2 separate regions of the Homo sapiens genome follow, and region 1 is linked to region 2. The links are chromatin loops, found by intact Hi-C in ENCODE. Cell type or tissue: PC-3. All regions are shown on one strand. Links, peaks and the distances in the headings refer to the core of each region. The heading gives the core; the rest is flanking DNA.

Evidence for each region. Peaks named below come from ENCODE experiments on the same cell type or tissue, not always from the same donor. Only the 100,000 strongest peaks of a DNase experiment are listed, where the experiment ranks them.
Region 1: a loop joins it to region 2, with 8 times the contacts of the local background. A loop is called at or near these places in 1 of 110 quality-filtered maps.

Annotation. Positions count from the first base shown.
Region 1 is chr10:99,275,620-99,278,551 of GRCh38, forward strand. It overlaps a transcript of HPSE2 not described here. Among named protein-coding and RNA genes, the nearest start is that of HPSE2, 41 kb to the left of the region's middle. In PC-3, for the core only: a CTCF peak has its summit at 1,459 (motif pointing left); no DNase peak of the experiment used is centred there.
Region 2 is chr10:99,335,678-99,338,609 of GRCh38, forward strand. The region is part of intron 1 of CNNM1 (cyclin and CBS domain divalent metal cation transport mediator 1); the gene reads left to right. Among named protein-coding and RNA genes, the nearest start is that of CNNM1, 7.8 kb to the left of the region's middle. In PC-3, for the core only: no CTCF peak of the experiment used is centred there; a DNase peak (open chromatin) is centred at 1,744; H3K27ac peaks cover 1,881 bases.

The DNA.
Region 1 (2,932 bases), core at 227-2,726, 60 kb before region 2:
CTGACCCATTTTACGGCATTCTTCTAATCCTAAACTCCATCCCAAGGATATGTGAAGCCCATGCTCTTTGAATCCTCCCTCTTTCCAACAGTAACATCCGTCTTGGGTCTTCTCCATACCCTTGCCCCCAACAAAATGATTGTAGTGTTTCCCCTAAGGCAGGCAACATCATCTCTGGTACCAGCTCAGAGCAGGCTCCTTCAGGCCAGAACATCTAGGGCATGGGACTGTAAGAGAACCCTTCTATTGGGAATGAAGGGAAGAGATTATTACATGAAGGGGTGGGTGTGGGTGTGTGTATGTGATGTGCAATCCTGGTAATGTTAATGACTTATTAAAAGCACATCGTATCATGGACATAGATAAGAAAAAAACAGCCAAATAGAAATAACTGAAAATTTGGTTTTATTAGTAATATTTAATAATGGTAGTATATATACCCAAAACATTAGGATCTTATTCCTTTTATCACACATAGTGCTTCGCCTGTAGTAAATGCCCAATAATTATGTTGAAAAATGAATAAAACTAATTTTTGAATTATTACATATAAATACAATATTCGTTGGAACAACAATCATAACAACTCCATTTAGTAACAACTACAGTGAGCCAGACACTATATACTCGGTGCTTCATATACATTTTCTCTACTAATGCCTATTTACACTACAACCCAATAATTATTCTTTGTATCACTAAATGTCTTTATTTCATTAGCAAAGAAAACTCTATAGAAAAGTAATAAAATTGCATAGTTGGGTGTTTGTGTGGCATGGTTGTCTAGCCATCACTTTTTAAAGAATTTTGCTTCCAGCCCAGGGTTTTTCACTACACATTAATCTCTTTCATATATATGTCTCAAATAACCTATTAGCCCCTTATTTTCTCTAGTGCTCTCATCTGAACATTCATAACCTCATACGAATTATATTTATAATGTTCTTTTATGCATTCCAGAATTCTTTTTACATCTTTTTTTTAATCTACGCTTGGAGTCTTGAAATCCCCATAACTGATAAATAGGATAAGCTGCTATTAGTAATAGCAGACAAGAAACAATATTGAGTTCTCTGCAGAGGTTGTTAAATCAGGCACAATGACACAAATACAAAAACAGGCAAATTCTTTTTTATTCAAGCCACAGGGGTGCCATTTAGTTCTACAGAAGTACCCTAGTATGTCAAATTAGATGCCGTGGAGTGACTTAGGTACTGGAAAGAATACTGTAATATAAAAATATTATCCTACTATAATAATATTTGAGCATATTTGTAAATTTAAAATAACGCCAAAACTGCTGATTGAAACCATTTATACTTCTGTCACCCGCTTAGAATAGAAATATTAAATTATGGTGCTATATTACCCAGTCATAAGCTAAATTACCAGGTCAATTCTGAAAGAATGGGACAGAGGCGACAATGGATAGTGACTGCCATCTTGTGGGTTTTTATCTAATTACAGGGAAACTACTTAAGGCAGACATTTGAAAATTGCTAGGAGTTAATTTATCACCCGTTCAAATCAAGATATCCCGTGGGGATATAAATAACATAAAAACAATCATCTCTATCATATCATCTTATGGCTTTATAAAGTCAAAATTGTGCACACAGGTGCACATGCATGCAAAAATATAAGTTAAAAACCATAGATAATCTCATTAATTCTCCTGGGATGTTTACACCACTTTGAGAAAATCAGCATTTTATTCTGTTTTGCTGTGGACAGCAGAGTTAGAACCAACAAGTAAAAAGTAAACGAAAATAAGGTTTTTGGCTCAGTTTAAGGAAAAGTCTGCCAAGTAAAGCTGTTCAACAAAGATAAAATGAATCCCTTATGAGGTAGTGAGCTCAGTGTCACTGGATGAAACCATGAAAAGACAGAAATAGTGGAAGAGTGTTGGTTTTTCACCAAGTGAGAGCTCCATGAGCCCTTCTACCCCTGAGGGAACTTAAGATCCCCTCCCGACCCTCCATGTTACAGGCATCTAATAGAAATATGTAGCATTTCTATTTAATATTTCTAATAAAAACATTTAGCGTTTGTGTATCATGGTGGTTTTTCTGTGTATAAATGTCATATGCACAATACAGTAAAATATAAACCCACAAATTCCTAAGAAAAGATGGAAAAATATCATATAATACAGCTTAACATGTGTGGACCTCACTTTTAAAAAAACTGATATGCGGCCGGGCATGGTGGCTCACGCCTGTAATCCCAGCACTTTGGGAGGCCAAGGCAGGTGGATCACTTAGGGTCAGGAGTTCAAGACCAGCCTGGACAACATGATGAAACCCTGTCTCTACTAAAATACAAAAATTAGCTTGGCGTGGTGGTGCGCACCTGTAATCCCAGCTACTCAGGAGGCTGAGGCGAGAGAATCGCTTGAACCCAGGAGGCGGAGGTTTCAGTGAGCCAAGATCGCGCCACTGTACTCCAGTCTGGGAGCGAGACTCCCTCTCAAAAAAAAAAAAAAAAAAAACTGATATGCAAAACTGCAAACTTAATAAATTAGGGATAGAAGACTCTTCACAATATTTTGATAATGAACATTTGTAAAGTAATATGCATGTGAAAAAAAAGTTTGGAAGATAGACATGGCTGTTTCTGGATTTACAAGTGATTTTCTGTTATTCTTTATAGTGTTCTATATTTCCAAAATGTTCTATAATAAATACATATTACTTATGTCCTCACAAAATAATAATTTTTAAAAAATAAAATTTGACCCTATCACCAGGGTCTCAAATTCCTATTTTTACACTCTGCCCTATCATTGGCATGCAGCTTCCATTCTCAGGGTTCTCTCACATTCAGAAGACAGCTGCTGGAACTCCAGTCATCATACCTAATTTCTATACAGGAATGGCTGTGTCATTCCTGGATTTCCCATCCAAAAATTTCCACTTATATCTCATGGCCA
Region 2 (2,932 bases), core at 326-2,825:
TCCTATTAATCATTGTCGTCTGCACAGGCTGTCATTAGAAAATAGCATAGACTGGTGACCTAAACAACAGAAATTTATTTTCTCGCAATTCAAGGCTTTGACATCCAAGATCAAGGTTTTGGCCAACTCAGTTTCTGGTGAGGACGTTCTTCCTGGCTTGCATGTGGGTGCCTTCTCTCCATGGCCTTTCCTCAGTGCCTGTCCACAGACAGCAAGAGGCTCTGGTCCTCTCTTCTTAGAAAGACATCAATCCTGTTGGATTAGGGCCCACCCTTATGCCATCATTTAATCTTAACTACTATACTTCCTTAGAGGCCTCTCTGGGTGTCGTTAGGGCTTCAACATATGAATTTTGTGGGAAGACAAACATTCAGTCCATAACAATCACCAAAGCTGGCCAAATAATTGGATGCCAATATTGCATCCAACTGCAGTCATGTCATTTTGGTCAATGATGGACTGCATGTATGATGGTGATCCCATAAGATTACATTGGAGCTGGAAAATTCCTGTCACCTAGTGATGTCCTAGCAGTCATAACACCTAACATCGTCCTAAGGCAACACATTACCTTTACTATGTTTAGATACGCAAATACTTACCATTGTGTTACAATTACCTACAGTATTTGGCACAGTAACATGCTCTACAGGTTTGTAGCCTAGGAGCAATAGATTATAACATATAGCCTATGTGTGTAGTACACTATATCCTCTAGGTTTTGTGTGACTACATTCTATGATGTTCACACAATCATGAAATTGCCTAGCAATGAATTTCTCAGAGAGTGTCTCCATAGTTAAGCAGTGCATGACGATTTCTTAAATCTGTACATAATTTAATCCACTATTTGTTCCACTTAGGTTATTCACTGATTTTATTCAACAAATAGTTGTGTTGGCACAGTGGAGAACATCATCAACATAGTCCTTGTCTCTATAGAGCTTCACTCTAATACAGGAAACAGAAATTAAACGAACAGGATAGTGATTAAGAACATAAGATTTGGCCAGGCGTGGTAGCTCACTCCTGTAATCCGAGCACTTTGGGAGGCCGAGACAGGTGGATCATTTGAGGTCAGGAGTTAGAGACCAGCCTGGCCAACACAGTGAAACCCCGTCTCTACTAAAAATACAAAAATTAGCCGGGCAGTAATGGTGCACACCTGTAATTCCAGTTACTCAGGAGGCTGAGGCAGGGAGGTTGCAGTAAGCCAAGATCATGCCACTGAACTCCAGTGGCAACAGAATGAGACCCTGTCTCAAAAAAAGAACATAAGACTTACTAGAATGCCTGGGTTGATACTGGCCCTGGGCAAATTACTTAACTGTTTATGTCTGTTTCATTAGCTGTAAAATGAAAATAATACTAATATTTACTCATAAGATTGTGTGAAATATTAAGACTATCGCATTATGCTTACTTACTACCTGTCATGTAAGTACTAAGTAGATGTTAGCTATGATTATTAAATATAAACACAAGTCTATTACTCATTTATGCAAATGCCTCCTAAGAAGTTACACTTTTTCACATTTTTGTCTCCCTCAAATTCGTTCTCTCTAGTGCCACTAAAATAATCTCCAGTAATGTCACTGCTTAAAACCCTTCAGCAGCTCCCCGCTGCCTACGGGAGAGAGGCTAAGCTGGTAAGGCAGCCAGCAATGCACTCATGACCTGCTTCTTGCCCTCCCCTCCAGCCTCATCGCTCACCACTCCCTGCCACAGCTTTACCCTCCAGCAATGCTGAACTCTGTGGTGCACTGTGCTATTCTTGCCTTTGTCCCTTTATTCACATTGCACTTCTGTCAGGAATATGCTTTGCCTGACTAATTCATTGCCAGCTCTTTGACACTCAGCTCAGGGGCCTCCTCCTCTGGGAGACTTCTCCTGTAAACCCCAAAATACAAAAATAGATTTTTTGGCCAGCTTCATTGTTTTATGTGCATATCTCAATCATTGAACTAACAAGCTGTACTACCAGTGTTTGTTTATAAGTGCCTCCCACCCATATAATGAGCATCTCCAGGGCAAAACTGTCTTATCTGTCTTTGTAGCTCCAGCAGCTAACGATGCATATGACACATAGTAAATTTTCAATGAATGTTTGTTTAAGGACTGAATGGATGACTTAAGGAGTTAAACTTTAATATAATGGAAGAGATCTGCAGAGCACTAGAAAATGAATTAAATCATTTTGGACTATGCAGCAGAACAAATCAAACTTATAAGTTTGTTAGTGTTAGAAGAAAAGTGTTGCATCTATTGTTTCTCAGCTTCTTTAGGTACATCTATTAATATTTATTACAACAATTTCTTTTCACATGTAAAGCACTGTGCTAAGAGTTAGGGGTATGAGATAAAATCTCTGTTCCCAAAGAGCCTAAAGCATAGTGGATGAATAGCACTTCCCTTTGCAAAGCTAGAAGGCAAGCTGGACACTCACCTTTCCCATGACTTCCAGTGACCTTGAATTTACAAGTCATGTCTCAGTATATAAGTACAGGATATGGGTAAGACAGACCTTGGTACATAAAGCATTAAAATGAAAGTGCTATACTAGAAATGCAAAAATGCAATGGGAACATGGAGGATACAATAACTATGACTAGGTGGCATTTTTTTTTTTTTTTTTTGAGATGGAGTCTCACTTTGTCGCCCAGGCTGGAGTGCAGTGGTGTGATCTCGCCTCCCAGGTTCAAGCGATTCTCCTGCCTCAGCCTCCCAAGTAGCTGGGACTACAGGCATGTGCCACCATGCCCGGCTAAATTTTTGTATTTTAGTAGAGACGAGGTTTCACCGTGTTGCCCGGGGTGGTCTCGAACTCCTGAGCTCAGGCAATCCGCCAACCTCGGCCTCCCAAAGTGCTAGGATTACAGGTGTGAGCCATTGCACCCAGTCATATTTTGCTTTTATAAATTTTTTACTGAAG